Regions from separate parts of the Homo sapiens genome. Here region 2 is linked to region 1. Evidence: read pairs that join two places in POLR2A ChIA-PET (ENCODE). Cell type or tissue: Panc1. All regions are shown on one strand.

Evidence for each region. ChIA-PET counts read pairs that join two places held together with the same protein. Peaks named below come from ENCODE experiments on the same cell type or tissue, not always from the same donor. Only the 100,000 strongest peaks of a DNase experiment are listed, where the experiment ranks them.
Region 2: POLR2A ChIA-PET joins it to region 1 with 11 read pairs; 4 of 35 experiments call an interaction of 5 or more read pairs at or near these places.

Annotation. Positions count from the first base shown.
Region 1 is chr1:8,337,832-8,345,831 of GRCh38, reverse strand. It overlaps SLC45A1 (solute carrier family 45 member 1), which reads right to left. Exons shown (of 9, transcript NM_001080397.3): 7 at 7,840-8,000; 8 at 6,134-6,339; 9 at 1,667-2,085. The coding sequence ends at 1,819. Among named protein-coding and RNA genes, the nearest start is that of SLC45A1, 24 kb to the right of the region's middle. RefSeq lists an enhancer at 2,216-2,956. In Panc1, no CTCF peak of the experiment used is centred here; a DNase peak (open chromatin) is centred at 2,261; H3K4me3 peaks cover 774 bases; H3K27ac peaks cover 2,639 bases.
Region 2 is chr1:8,123,170-8,131,169 of GRCh38, reverse strand. It overlaps ERRFI1-DT (ERRFI1 divergent transcript), which reads right to left. Exons shown (of 3, transcript NR_185980.1): 3 at 4,100-8,000. It overlaps LOC107984915 (a long non-coding RNA gene), which reads left to right. Exons shown (of 3, transcript XR_001737893.1): 3 at 1,932-2,015. Among named protein-coding and RNA genes, the nearest start is that of LINC01714, 82 kb to the left of the region's middle. In Panc1, no CTCF peak of the experiment used is centred here; no DNase peak of the experiment used is centred here; H3K27ac peaks cover 7,562 bases.

The sequences.
Region 1 (8,000 bases):
TTGGTGAGCTTCCAGCGTCAGGTGACGAAGATGGTCAGAGGCCAGATGGCGAGGGACTGCCACACTCACGAGAGCTTTGCCAGATCCACAAAGGGGCACTGGGAGGCAGTGGGCACAGCCCGGGCAGACCCAGGCCCAGCGACGCCTGCACGCAGCAGGCACATGGTGTCCATCTGTGGAATGAACCCTTGGCGGATGGAGGGGGAAGAATGACCCGAACCTCGCCCTCCAGCCCCTAGTCCCTGCCTGTGGAGTCAAAAGGCAGGATGGGCGCTGGCCAGCCACATCAGCTCCAAACTCTTTGAGATTTCAACTTTTGGGGCATTTTACAATCTGAGCATCTTGGTGCCTATGCTCCCTCGAGCCTGTCAAGCAAGTGCTCACTTCAGAGATCACTCCCTGGCTTCATCAGGACACTGCTCAAACGGCACCTCACTACTGAGGCCACCCAGACACGCTGCTGTCGCCCTGTCCTCCTTCCCTGCGCTTGCGCTGCACGGAACCTCAGTGAGCCATGTGTCTCCCTTCCTCTCACATCAGTTCCAGCAGGGCAGAGTGGACACTTACAGCTGGATTCCCAGGCCAACCACTGTCTGCCACACCCAGGCACTCGCTGGATATCTGGAGGGTGGATGAGTGGATAAGAGGATGGGTGGAAGGATGGATGGATGGAGAAATGGATATTTGGATGGGTAGATGGGTGGACATGTGGATGGATGGATATATGGATGAGTGGATATTCGGATAGGTGGATATTTGGATGAGTAGATGGATGGTTATGTGGATGGGTAGATGGGTGGATGTGTGGATGGATGGTTTTGTGGATGAGTGGATATTCAGATGGGTAAATATTTGGATGAGTGGATGGATGGTTATGTGGATGGACGGATGGGTGGATATGTGGATGGATGGATATATGGAGAAGTGGATATTTGGATGTGGATGGATGGATGGATGGATGGATGGATGGATGGATGGATGGATATATGGAGAAGTGGATATTTAGATGGGTGGATGGGTGGATATGTGGATGGATGGATATATAGATGAGTAGATATTCAGATGGGTGGATATTTGGATGAGTGGACGGATGGTTATGTGGACGGATGAATGGGTGGGTATGTAGATGGATGGATATATAGATGAGTGGATATTTGGATGGGAGGATATTTGGATGAGTGGATGGATGGTTATGTGGATGGGTGGATATGCGGATGGGTAGATGAATGAATGGATGAGAGAATAAATGGATGAATGGACAAGTGAATGAATATGAGGCCTTCTGATCCAAAAGACCTGTATACTGTGACTCTACCCTGGGATGCAATGTACAGAATGTATGGTCCAGTTAGACCAGGCTCACTCTACCTCAGCACAATTGACAGCTGGGTCTTGCTAGCTCCTTGCTGTTGGGGCGGTCCTGTGTGCCGTGGGAGGTTTACAGCATCCCCGAGTTGTGACAACCAAAGCTATCTCCAGACTTTGCCAGATGTCTTCCTGGGGGTGGGGGTGGGGTGGCAAAATTGCCCCTGGTTGAGAACCATTGAATTACACCTTTACTTTCAAAAAAAGATTCTTACAAACCTCCCCTGCCCGAGTCCTCAGGAGGGTAACTCAATCCCATGGGGACCTCTCAGCCACCAGAGAGCAATGCCTAGAAACCATAGGCTTTGCCGCTGTCATTTATTATTTTATCACATATTTACATTCCAGTAGGCAGCCAGTCCCCCTGTCCAACAAGGCCCTTTGGTCCTCACTGGTCGGCCTGCTCCAGACCCCCAGGTGCAGGCGCGTGTCCGGAGTCGAGGCTCCGCGATGTCAGACGTTCAGCAGGAGGGGCCGGTGCTCCTCGTCTGCAGCGTCGCTGGGAGGAATTTCATAAATGACAAACAGGGAGGAGTACAGGCAGCCCAGGAAGGACACGAGGCTGGAGAAGTACATCACCCCGTTGGCACTGCCCACGGCCGAGGTCAGGGGCCCCAGGACCAGGGAGACCAGAATCTGAGCCAGGAAGTACTGGCAGCTCAGCAGAGAGATGTCCACGCCCATGCCCCGCCGGGTGCCGTCCGCACTGGACCCTGCAAACTGACCCAGAGGAAGAAACGTGTCAGCGAGACACGCCGCGGCCAGCACGGGGTGACCGAGCTCGGTGTGTCCTGCGAGCCCAGGAGGCCCGAGCGGCCCACACACAGCGGCCTCACATTTTTCAGCGCCAACATGCACAGGGAGTTCAGCCAAGAGTTTAACAATATTTGTGTTCGGAGAGATGACGACAATGAAAAGAATCCATGACTAATGGGGCAGAGGGCTGAGCTCCCACGGGCCGAGGTGGCGGGAGACACTTTCCCCGCTCAGCACTTGAGCTCTTCCCCATCCTCTCACCCAAAGAAAACCAATCTGCCCAGCCAGGCGACCGCTCCACTCCTGCCATCCCCTCCTTCACCTTCATCCAGGATGGGACCTGCCCTACACCCCCAAAGTCCTCTGCACATGACAGCCGCTGGTCCTCTGTCCGAGGCTCCAAGGTCCTCGTGGCCTCCAGCTTGGGCACGTCACTCACTCTCCCTCCCCTGCATGCCATGCTGGGGGACAGTGGCTGAGAGTGTGGTCTGTGCAGAGTGACGGTGGGGAGCGGTGGCATGGCTTTCCCTCACTGGGCTCCCCCAGCACCAGCCGGCCTGCAAGGTGCTGCGTGAGTGGGCATTGCTGTGACCTGGGAGCCTGGGCCTCCCCTGCGGCTTCCCCCCATCAGAAGGGCTGTGCTCAGGGCCAGCCCAGCTGAACTTGTCAGACTCCAAACTCCCTAAAACAAATCAGGCCCAGGCCTGGGGGAGGCAACTGAGGCATGAGATTAAAAGGGAGAGAGAGAAACTCAGTAATCCAGGTCACATTTCTTTTCTTTCTTTCTTTTCTCTTTTCTTTTTTTTTTTTTTGAGACAGGGTCTTGCTCTGTTGCCCAGGCTGGAGTGCAGTGGCACAATCTCAGCCCACTGCAGCCTCAGCCTCCTGGGCTCAAGTGATCCTCCCACCTCAGCCTCCCGAGTAGCTGGAACTACCGGTGCATGCCACCACACCTGGCTAATTTTTAATTTTATTTTTTTAGAGATGGGGTCTGACTATGTTGCCCAGACTGTCCAGGTAATATTTCAATGCAGCATTTTAAGATTTCAAAGTCACTGCAAAGGAAAATTATGGTGGGAACATTATGTGACCATAAAAGGGAAGGAGGCGCTGACCCAGGAAACAGCACAGATGGAGCTCGAAGCCCACAGCTGCACTGCAGATGCCAGACACGAGAGGCCGCAGACTGCCTGACTCCATCACAGGAGACGTCCCAAATAGGCAAGTCCATGGGGACAGGAAGAAGGTTAGCGGTCACCTAGGCCTGGGAGAGTGGGAGGGTCAGAGGGGTGATGGCTGACGGGTTTCTTCCTGGGGTGACAAAACTGTTCTGAAATTGATGGTGGTGATGGTTGTACAACTCTGCGTGTGCTGAAACCGCCGAACGGTGCACATCACACACTGTTAGATGGTGCATATTTCAATACAGCCGGTAAAAGTCTATGCTGAGCAAAATATCAACAAAAATTTAAGGCACTTTATTTATGTATGTATGTATTTATTTGAGACGGAGTCTCACTCTGTCGCCCAGGCTGGAGTGCAGTGGCACGATCTCAGCTCACTGCAAGCTCCGCCTCCCGGGTTCACGCCATTCTTCTGCCTCAGCCTCCAGAGTAGCTGGGACTACAGGCGCCCGCCACCACGCCCGGCTAATTTTTTGTATTTTTAGTAGAGAAGGGGCTTCACTGTGTTAGCCAGGATGGTCTCGATCTCCTGACCTCGTGATCCACCCTCCTTGGCCTCCCAAAGTGCTGGGATTACAGGCGTGAGCCACCGCACCCGGCCTATTTATTTATTTACATAGCCACTGTCACCCAGGCTGGAGTGCAGTGGTGCAATCTTGGCTCAGTGCAACCTCCGCCTCCCAGGTTCAAGCCATTCTCCTGCTTCAGCCTCCCAAGTAGCTGGAATTATGGGCACGGGCCACCATGCCTGGCTAATTTTTGTATTTTAGTAGACATGGTTTCGTCATGTTGGCCAGGCTGATCTTGAACTCTTGACCTCAAGTGATCCATCTGCCTCGGCCTCCCAAAGTGCTGGGATTACGGGCGTGAGCTACTGCGTTTGGCCTTTTAAATGCCATTTTTCCTTTTGCCTCAGACTCCAATATGAGGTGGCTCAGCACTGTTACTGATCCTTTTTTTTTTTTTTTCAAAGTATTACTATCTTTTTTTTTGAGACGGAGTCTCGCTCTGTCGCCCAGGCTGGAGTGCAGTGGTGCGATCTTGGCTCACTGCAAGCTCCGCCTCCCAGATTCACGCCATTCTCCTGCCTCAGCCTCCCGTGTAGCTGGGACTATAGGCGTCCGCCACCACGCCTGGCTAATTTTTGTATTTTTAGTAGAGATGGGGTTTCACCATGTTGGCCAGGCTGGTCTTGAACTCCTGACCTCAGGTAATCCGCCCGCCTCAGCCTCCCAAAGTGCTGAGATTACAGGCGTGAGCCACCGCACCCGGCTGTGAAGTGAAATTTCTATTCATTGTCCCTCTTACTCTTTTTTTTTTTTTTTTTGAAACGGAGTCTTGCTCTGTCGCCCAGGCTGGAGTGCGGTGGCACCATCTCGCCATCTCGGCTCACTGCAACCTCCGCCTCCCAGATTCAAGCGATTCTCCTGCCTCAGCCTCCCGAGTAGCTGGGACTAGAGGCACGCGCCACCATGCCCAGCTAATCTTTTGTATTTTTAGTAGAGATGGGGTTTCACTGTGTTAGCCAGGATGGTCTCAATCTCCTGACCTCGTGATCCACCCACCTCAGCCTCCTAAGTACCTGGGACTACAGGTGTGAGCCACCACGCCCGGACCCCTCTCTTACTCTTAATTTATGCCTGATTATTTTTCTTTATGCTAAATCCATAATCCGTAACGAGATTTCAGCTGTCCTTTTCTAAAGGACGGGTACCATATCCTTTTAATCTGCTTGATAAGGTACTCAGGCCTGTCCAAATAATGAAATGGTTTCGTTGTTATTAAGCCATGCCCAGTATTTGGGCAAAACCAACATCTAATAAATTACACTGTCACCTAATACCCACGGTTGATGGGAAGCCATGAGGAACAAGGGGAGGTGATAAAACCGGCAGGTGGATCAAGGAATAAAAGCCAAGAGAAATCTGAGACCAGAGGGCAAGAAACGTCTAGTCAGGATTCAAGGACAGAACTGAAGTTCCCACAGAAAAAGGATCAGGAGCTGAGCTGGCTATCAGAACCCCTAGTACATGGTGAACTGATCCTCTCTTTATTTAAAATTTTGGGCTGGGTGCGGTGGCTCACGCCTGTAATCCCAGCACTTTGGGAGGCTGAGGCGGGCGGATCATGAGGTCAAGAGATTGAGACCAGCCTGACCAACATGGTGAAACCCCGTCTCTACTAAAAATACAAAAAATTAGCTGGGCATGGTGGTGCGTGCCTGTAGTCCCAGTTACTCGGGAGGCTGAGGCAGGAGGACCACTTGAACCCGGGAGGCGGAGGTTGCAGTGAGCCGAGATCGCACCACTACACTCCAGCACAGGCATCAGAGCAAGACTCCATCTCAAAAAAAAAAAAAAAGAAAGAAAGAAAGATGTTTTTGTTCTCCATGGATTTTTGGCAAGAATTCTGATTTTTAAAAATACTGCATTAACATGTTATCGATCTGGATTGCTGAGTTTTCCGAGCTTCACTGCCTCCCCATAAGCCCCACCCTGAATGGCTGGGACAGGCATCAACAGGAGACCCGGTGGCCTGACAATGGAGTAGGAAGGGGCAGCCTCCCATTCCCCACATCCCTGGGAAGGACAGAGCCTGACCCAGAGCCTGGGTGGGCTGGAGGCTTCTGCTAATGAAGCAATGAGGGGATTACAGGCAGGGGGCACGCCCCAGACTCAGAAGGGCCCCCCTTGGTTTCATGCTCTGTGGTCGCTGTCTTGACATTTTGCACCGGGCTCTGCAGATTGTGCAGCTGGTCCTGGGGGACAGTTCTCAGGTGGGGTTTCTCCAAGAAGCAGACCCGAAGCAAGACAAGGGAGAGCACTTACCTTCTTACTCTGATAGTAATCGCAGAGCAGCGAGTAAGGCAAGGTGCACAGGGTGGAAAATAAAATCCCGTAGGTTATGCAGAGCGACAGGACCACGTAGAGGTTCCTGGAGAGGGTGGCAAGCCCGGTCCCCAGGCCGAAGGCGAGATAGGCGATGAAGTAGAGGGTGCGGACGCTGAGGAACTCCTCCAGCTTCTCCAGGATAGCTGCGGGCCACAGAGAGGGTGAGCAGTGCCACACGGCCAGAGCCTCCGGGGATTCAGCTTCCAGTGCCACCTCCCGGCGGCTGACCTGAAGCTAGCAGTGGTGGGACCCGGCTTGGCAGGTCACTTGCCCCAGACCAGAAAGTACTTCCTGGGGAACCCAGGGGAGCTGAGAGACCACCCCAGTAATTCTGGTGGGTGCCCAGGACAGGGCTGTCTGGATAGATGGCAGGACCAGGGTGTCCTGTTCACACTGGCCCGGGCCAGGTCCCCCAGGGCTTCTGCAGGTGGAGGGGTCTTGGGGCTGTGACACCAAAGGGGCTCAGGGACTGAGGGTCTCGAGTTAAACCTCTGTGTTCTTGTGTAATTGTGGGTACAACAGCAGCCCATCCCGTAGCCAGCCACCATCTTTACACCCCCAAGATGATGTGACAGCATGGATGTCAGCGACGGGGCTCCCTAGAATCAGATAAAATGGGGCCAGTTCCCCACGCCCCAAGGCCACATGGCTATGGGGGAACCCAACACCCGAGGTGCCACCCCATGGACTCACAAGTGAGATCTGACAAATTTCTTCTTGCCGCAGCCCCTCAGTGACCCTCTACTTTGGGGCTTGAACCCACAAAGATGGGGGCAACTAAAATAAAGCAGTTGGCAGATTATGGATCGAAGGCGAAGTCCAGCCTGCAGCCTAGTTTTGTAAATTTAAAAAAAAAATTAATTTAAAAAACCAAAAAAAGATGAATATTTTGTGACACGTGAAAATCACATGAAACTCGTATTTCAGCGAACACAGTGCGGTTTGATTGGCGCTTGGCACGCCCACTCGGTTTCCCGTGTCTGTGGCTTTCGGTGAGGGGCTGCAACAGAGACCGCTGGGCCGGCAAAGCCGGAAATACCAACTCTCTGGCCTTTTGCGAAAAAAGTATGCGGACCTCTGGGATAAAATTTGCCCGGTGCACGCTACCGGCCAGGCCCCATGGGGATGGCACCTCGGCTTCGCCCTGGTGTGAACTCAGCACTGTGCTCCAAGGGTACCCCAGACAGAGAACCTCAAAGTCATCTGGGCCCCTGGCCCCTGCCCACCCCTACGCTCCACGACCACACACCCCTGCCCCCACCTCCCTGGGGACCAGTTGCTCCTTGAATCAAAGTGGGAAGGAGCTGGGGGCTGGTGGACAGCACGCTGCCTGGGTGTGGCCTTGGGGTTCCCCCAGGGCCCCCCACTTCGCCCTCGCTATGGCCTGCCGGTGTAGTCAGGTCCTGACAAGCACCCGTGCCCCCGTAGGCCACCAGCTCTGGGAGGCCTGAGGCTGGTAAGCTCCATTTCTTCAGCCCAGCTCCCCCAGGCCCAGCGCCCTGCAGCCGGGAAAGACAGTGGCGTCCCCCAAATTGGGATGTGGTGTCTGCAATCGTAAGGCCATGAACCTGCCTTCATTTCGCATGCTCCATGGACCCAACCAAAGCTCTCACTGCCGTGCCAGCCTGGCTGGCAGCGGGTACCTGAGTAGAAGGCAGCACTGAAGGCGTAGATACACATGCCCCAGCAGCCCATGGTCACGCCGCTGTTGTACTTCTGATACGCCTCTGATGTGTGCGGGGCCTTGGGGTCCCCCTGAAACACCACCTCGCCCATGAAGTCTGTGTAGAAGAGCAACATCCCC
Region 2 (8,000 bases), 210 kb after region 1:
CCCAAAACCAAAGCCCCTCACTCAAAGGGGGACAGTGGAACCACTCTGTGTGTTTCGAGGGTCACAAAGCTGCTAGTCAGGGCCCCGGGGGTGCCCTGGAGATAAAGGAAGCAGCTAAGCCAAGATAAGCTAAGCTCCAAGAAATGCTCTGGGATGTGTTATAGATGTTTAGTTTTGATCTTTCTATTCTCCATTTCATGAATTTGAAAAGTTTTCAATAAAATGTCCCTTTTTTTTTTTTTTTTTTTTTTGAGACAGGATCTTGCTCTGTCACCCAGGCTGGAGTGCAGTGGTGTGATCTTGGCTCACTGCAACCTCTGCCTCCTGGGTTCAAGCAATTCTCCTGTCTCAGCCTCCCGAGTAGCTGGGATTACAGGTGCGTGCCACCATGTCTGGCTAATTTTTGTATTTTTAGTAGAGACGGGGTTTCACCATGTTGGCCAGGCTGGTCTTGAACTCCTGACCTCAAGTGATCTGCCCACCTCAGCCTCCCAAAGTGCTGGGATTACAGGCGTGAGCCACCGCACCTGGCCAAAATAGCCCCCCCTTTTTTTTGAGAGAGAGAGAGGGGGTCTTGGTTTGTCACCCAGGTGGTTGGAGTGCAGAGACGCAATCTCAGTTCACTGAAGCCTCGACCTCCCAGCTTCAAGCAATTCCCCTGCCTCGGTCTCCTGAGTAGCTGGGATTACAGGAGCACACCACCACACCTGGCTAATTTTCTGTATTTTTTGTAGAGACGGGGTTTTGGCATGTGACCCAGGCTGGTCTTGAACTCCTGAGCTCAAGTAATCTGCCAGCCTCAACCTCCCAAAGTGCTGGTATTACAGGCATCAATCACCACGCCCAGCCTATACTGATGTTTTTTAAAGTGGAACTTTGATACTGAAATAAATGCTAAAATACTAATGTTGGCCATGAGTTGGGGCTGACGCCTGTAATCCTACTACTTTGGGAGGCCAAGGCGAGAGGATGGCTTGAAGCCAGGAGTTCAAGACCAGCCTGGGCAACATAATAAGACCCAATATTCTGAGTCTCTACAAAAACTTTAAAAATTAGCCAAGGTGGTGGTGTGCCTGTAGTCCTAGCTACTCTGGAGGCTGAGACAGGAAGATCACTTGAGCCCAGGAGTTTGAAGCTGTAGCAAACCATGATCGTGCCACTGCGCTCCAACCTGGGCGACAGAGTGAGAGCCTCTCCCTAAAAATATAAAATAAAATAAAATACCAGTGTTGTCATTTGGCTGAGATACCTGCCGAAAGCACATCTCACTGGGACATGGCCACAGATTTCTAAATGAGGCCACTCTCATCTTCGAGATGTTTGATCTCTGAGGTGCTCATGCAGTTACCCCAGAATAGAAGCCGGGGATGGAGACATTTTAGTCCATGCAAGGCTCTGGATGCTTGTTGGTATGGTTTGGATCTGTGTCCCAACCCAAATCTCATGTCAAATTGTAATCCCTAATGTTGGAGGCAGGGCCCGGTGGGAGGTGATTGAATCATAGGGTTGGTTTCCCCTTTGGCGCTGTTCTCGTGATAGTGAGGGAGTTGTTGTGAGATCTGGTTGTTTAAAAGTGTGTAGCACCTGGCCGGGCGCGGTGGCTCATGCCTGTAATCCCAGCACTTTGGGAGGCCGAGGCGGGTGGATCACCTGAGGTCAAGAGTTCAAGACCAACCTGGCCAACATGGAGAAACCCCACCTTTACTAAAAATACAAAAATTTGCTGAGTGTGGTAGCGCCTGCCTGTAATCCCAGCTACTCAGGAAGCTGAGACAGGAGAATCGCTTGAACCCGGGAGGCGGAGGTTGCAGTGAGCCAAGATCGCGCCACTGCTCTCCAGCCTGGGTGACAGAACGAGACTCCGTCTCAAAAAAAAAAAAAAAAAAAAAGTGGGGGGAGCACCTCCCTGACCCCTCTTCCTGCTGTTCCAGGCATGTAAGAATGTAAGATGTGCCGGCTTCCCCTCCGCCCTCCGCCCTCCGCCATGATGATAAGTTTCCCGAGGCCTCCCCAGCCATGCCTCCTGCACAGCCTGCGGCACCGTGAGCCAATTAAAGCTCTTTTTATTATAAAGTAGCCAGTCTCAGGGATTTCTTTATAGCAGTGTGAGAACGGACTAATACTTTTGTGTTAGAACTTTCTGTGGTTGTCCTGGTCTTACTTCTATTTTTAAAATTTCTAACACATACCATTTCCCAACTGAACATGTGAGTGGTGGATAAATGTAACCCATTTTTTTTTCTTTTTTTTAGACAAAGTCTCCCTCTGTTGCCCAGGCTGGAGTGCAGTGGGGCAGTCTCAGCTCACTGCAACCTCTGCCGCCCGGGTTCAAGAGATTCTCCTGCCTCAGCCTCCCAAGTAGCTCGGATTACAGGCACACACCACCACGCCCAGCTAATTTTTGTATTTATAGTAGAGACGGCGTTTTGCCATGTTGGCCAGGCTGGTCTCGAACTCTTGACCTCAGGTGATCCACCACCTCGGCCTCCCAAAGTGCTGGGATTACAGGCATGAGCCACCACGCCCGGCCAATGTAATGTAAAATTAAAATTTCAACGGAAATAAATTACAGGCTCAATTGTTTTGAGAGTTTTTGGTTTTGTTTATGAATTAATTCTAGTGGAAGCAAATAGTATTGATTCAAGCTTCCTTTTGAAATGCTAACAGAAATCTGGGGGTATATTTCTACTCTTAAAGTCTCTAATAGGCCGGGTGTGCTGGCTCACGCCTGTAATCCCAACACTTTGGTAGGCCGAGGCGGGTGGATCACCTGAGGTCAGGAGTTCGAGACCAGCCTGGCCAACATGGTGAAACCCTGGCTCTACTAAAAATACAAAAATTAGCCAGGCATAGTGGTGGGCACCTGTAATCCCAGCTACTCAAGAGGCTGAGTCAGGAGAATTGCTTGAACCCAGGAGGCAAAGGTTGAAGTGAGCCAAGATCACACCACTGCCCTCCACCTTGGGTGACAGACTGTCTCAAAAACAAAATAAAATAAAAATAAAAAGTGAGTCTGTAGTAAGTCTTAGTATTAATTTAGTTGTGTTTTTTCCAACATTCTTAATTAGTTTTAGGAATGTTGAATTGATATAATACTGAAGTAATGAATATCTACACTTACTGAAATGAAAACGATCTGAATCAAAGAGAAATACTAGACTGGGCACAGTGGCTCACACCTGTAATCCCAGCACATTGGGAAGCCAAGGAAGGAGGATTGCTTGAGGATAGGAGTTTGGGATTAGCCTGGGCAAAATAGCAAGACCCCTTCTCTATAAAAAAATTCAAAATAAAAATTAACCAGGTGTGGTGGCACACACCTGTAGTCTCAGCTACTTGGAAGGCTGGGGCAGGAACCTTGGGGATTGCTTGAGCCCAGGGGTTCAAGGCTTCAGTGAGCTATGACTGTAGCACTTCACTCCAGCCTGGCGACAGAGGGAGATCCTGCCTCAAAAAAAAAAAAAAAAAAAAAAAAAGATAAATACTAATGCTAGCTATCATTTTAAAAACTGGTAAAAACCTTAAAAGGACATGTTTATCTCTATTTGCCCTTGCAGAGAAACAGTCTCATAATCACAGGGTATTACATCTGAGGTATCACATGTCCTATGTCTTCACTATCCTCTAGAGAGAAGTTAAAATTCCTCATTCTTTTCAGATAACTGGTTCTCAATGAGGCTGACAAACTGGACAGTCCAGACCTGCACACTCTGGAGCTGATTCCAAGAGGGCTGAGGCCAAGATGGATAGATCATTGGATCTGGGGAAGGAGGGAGATGGAGGAGTGGAAGTGTGAACAGAAGAGAGGGATGGGGAAGGTGGCTAAGCTGGGGGCGCCTGTGCAATGTAACGTGAGGTCTGATATGATGACAGATAATAGGGTATAACAAAAAAGGGAAGCTAAGAAAAAGCAAATGGTCTCCCTGTCTACTTCACGTTCTTCTTCCTCTTGTTTCCTTTCTGTTTCCCTTTCTCTTTCCCTTCCCTTTTTGTTCCTTCCTGAACAATTCAGTTCTAATATCATGAAGGGTTGGTAGAGCAAGGTAGGTGTCTGTCTTAGTCCGTTTAGATTGCTTTAACAAAAATACCATGGACCGAGTGCCTTATAAACGATAGACATTTATTTCTCACAGTTCTGGAGGCTGCAAGTCCAAGATCAAAGTGCAGATTCAGTGTCTGGCAAGGGCCGGTTTCCTGGTTCATAGACAGCATCTTCTCGCTGTGTCCCCACATGGTGGAAGGGGCGAGGGAGCTCACTGGAGCCTCTTATAGAAGGACACTCATCCCAGCTGTGAGGACTCCACCTTCATGACCAAATCACCTCCCAAAGGCCCCCACCTCCTAATACTATGGCATTGGAGATTGGGATTGCAACATGCAAATTTGGGGAGAACATAAACATTCAATCCATAGCAGTGTTGGAGAAGAGAGGTGGCCCAGCGTGGAGAGTCAGAGTCCTGGTGGGTAAGACAGACGGGCAGCAGAAGGCCTGGTGCAGATGACAGAACCCAAGCATGAGAAGGGCATCCAGGCATGGGTGATATGGGTTGGCTGTGTCCCCAACCAAATCTCATCTTGAATTCCCACGTGTTGTGGGAGGGACCTGGTGGGAGGTAACTGAATCATGAGGGCAGGTCTTTCCCGTGCTGTTCTCATGATAGTGAATAAGTCTCATAAGATCTGGTTTATAAAGGGGAGTTTCGCTGCACAAGCTCTCTTCTCTTGTCTGCCACCATGTGAGACATGCCTTTCACCTTCCACCATGATTGTGAGGCCTCCCCAGCCACATGGAACTGTAAGTCCATTAAACCTCTTTCTTTTGTAAATTGCCCAGTCTCAGGTATGTATTTTTATTTATTTATTTATTTGGAGACGAAGTCTCACTCTTGTCCCCAAGACTAGAGTGCAATGGCGCAATCTAGGCTCACTGCAACCTCCGCCACCCAGTTTCAAGCAATTCTCCTGCCTCAGCCTCCCAAGTAGCTGGGATTACAGGCGCCTGCCACCATGCCCAGCTAATTTTTGTATTTTTAGTAGAGACAGGGTTTCACCATGTTGGCCAGGCTGGTCTCGAACTCCTGACCTCAGTTGATCCACCCGCCTTTGCCTCCCAAGTGCTGGGATTACAGGCATGAGCCACTGCGCCTGGCCTCAGGTATATCTTTATCAGCAGCATGAAAATGGATTAATACAATGGGGGAGAGGGAGTCAGCATGGGAGTGAGGGCCCAAGCAGGGTAGGGAAAGCATCCATGTGTGAGAATGGCCTGCAGTGGGATTTCAGGGCCCAGGCATGGTGAGGAGTGCATCCAGGCAGCAGGCAAAGTCCAGCACAGTGCAAGGCAGTCTGTGCCAGGGAGCTCCAGCATAAGGTGAGAAAGGTGTCCTCGCAAGGCCGAGACCTGGCATGGGGTGTCAGAGTTCAAGCAAGGTAAAGGGCAGCTCAGCCTGGGGACTCGGAGCCCAAATGTGGGAGGAGGGGGCCCGTGTGAAGGGGTGGTCTGGTGTGGAAGATCAGAGCCCGAGTGGGGTCAGGAGGGCCTCTGTGCATGTTGAAGACCCAGCACGGGGTGTCAGGGCCAGGCAGGGTGAGGAGGGTGTCCACATGTGGTGGGGGAGAAGGCAGGAGAGACTGATCATCTACAGGGGATTAGTCAAATAAGTCAGTATACTTAGAATAATGGGAGCCATGGTCTCACTGTCAGAGAAAGGAGATACAAATATGAAAAGAGAGAAAACTAGAATAAGTCCTGTGGTACTGGGCTGGAATTGAAGGTATTTTGGTGTGAGTAAAAACATACAGAAATAAACATACTTTTCTTTTTTTTTTCGGGGACAGAGTCTCACTCTGTCGCCCAGGCTGGAGTGCAGTGGCATGATCTTGGCTCACTGCAACCTCCACCTCCCGGGTTCAAGCGATTCTCTTGCCTCAGCCTCCCAAGTAGCTGGGATTACAGGCATGCACCACCACACCCTGCTGATTTTTTTGTATTTTTAGTAGAGACAAGGTTTCACCATGTTGGTCAGCCTGGTCTCAAACTGACCTGAGGTGATCCACCCACCTCAACCTCCCAAAGTGCTGGGATTACAGGCATCGGCCACCGTGCCCAGCCAAACATACATGTTTTTATGTTGTTGTTCTGGCTATCTAGAGGATTGGGAGCAGCAATAGCCCAATCACAGCGAGCACACCTGCTATCCAGATCTTGGTTTCTAAACACCATTCTCCACCAAAAGCTCCTTTGAGAAACGGCTGATTCCAGACTAGACAGGGGAAGCACAGGGTGGGCCTAGAACATGTACCCATCTCAGCAAAAAAGGAAGTGCTCAAAGAATGACTGAGATGTGTCAAAAGGATACAGAAGTCAGCTTGAGGTGGTCACTGAATATGGGAGAATTTGAGTATTAAAATAAAGATGGCAACAGATTATAACCTAGTGGATAAAATAGAAAGCCATGAATCCATACTGAACACATGCAGAATTTGATGAGGAAAGGGATTTTTTTTAGTATCTCCCTCAAGATACATATTCATTAAGAGGCAAAAAGAGCAACTTTACAGTGTAGAAGCTGAGCCAACAAATGCCACCGCATGTGTTATAATACAATAAGAAGACCGCACTACTCCTGAGCTATTCCCACTAAAGATGCATCACTTGGCCCTAACCGTGAGGGCACATCAGAGAAATGAAAACCAAAGTGCAGGCTACAAAGCAAGTGTCCTATTGAAACCACCTTTGCAAAATTATAACTCAGGAAATTATGACACTGGAAGAAATCAGATCTAACCAACTCCATCTTGCTTCTAACCTTTAAGCTGTCCTTGTTCATCCCTGGGCATAGGCCAAACTAACTTTGGGAAGGAATTCAATTCGTGGTTGGACTCTGAAACAAAATTGATAAAACCCCTTTCCCAAAAAGACCCCCTTCTTGCCTGGGACCACTCAGCCTTTGCAGGACTAACAAATTAGCTACAAGATTAGAAATTACTGGCCAGGCGCAGTGGCTCATGCCTGTAATCCCAGCACGTTGGGAGGCCAAGGCAGGCAGATCACCTGAGGTCAGGAGTTCAAGACCAGCCTGACCAACATGGAGAAACCCCATCTCTACTAAAAATACAAAATTAGCCGGGCGTGGTGGCACATGCCTGTAATCTCAGTTACTTGGGAGGCTGAGGCAGGAGAATTGCTTGAACCTGGGAGGTGGAGGTTGCGGTGAGCTGAGATCATGCCATTGCACTCCAGCCTGGGCAACAAGAGTGAAACTCCGTCTCAAAAAAAACCAAACAACAATAACAAAACAAACAAACAAAACAAGAAATTACAGTTTAGGGGTCATGCAGCCTCTGACTCCAAGAGTCTGAACCTCCCCAAATTGCTCCTGGCAATAACATCACTATTGTAAGACCTAAGATCAGTGCTTGAGATATTTTGCAAACCCTGCACTCAGTGGACCAGCTACCACCACCCAGACCAGTAATCTGGCTCAACCAGTTCTGCCATCCCACCCAAGAACAGAAAACAGCAAGAAAAACTCACTTCGACCCCCTGTGATTCCATCTCCATTGCACTCTCCACTTCCCAAGCCCCTACCCACCAAATTATCTTTAAAAACTTTAATCGCCAAATGCTCAGGGAGACTGATTTGAGTATTAACAAAACTCTGGTCTCCCACACAGTCGACTCTGTGTGAATTACGCTTTCTCCATTGTCCATTGCAACTCCCCTGTCATGATCAACCAGCTCTGTCTAGGCAGCGGGCAAGGTGAACCCACTGGACTGTTAAACTATTATCTCCAAAAATGGCAAGGTCATGTAGGTCGAGGGAAGACTAAAGAAGAAGACGTGACAATTCAATGCAATATGTGACCATGGATCTGGTCCTTTCACCATAAAGGACATTATTGGAACAACTGGCAACACTTGGGTGGGGTCTGAGGGTTCAGTGGTGGCAATGAGCCTGTGCTACCTTCCCGACGTCAATGGCTGAGCAGCAGTTATA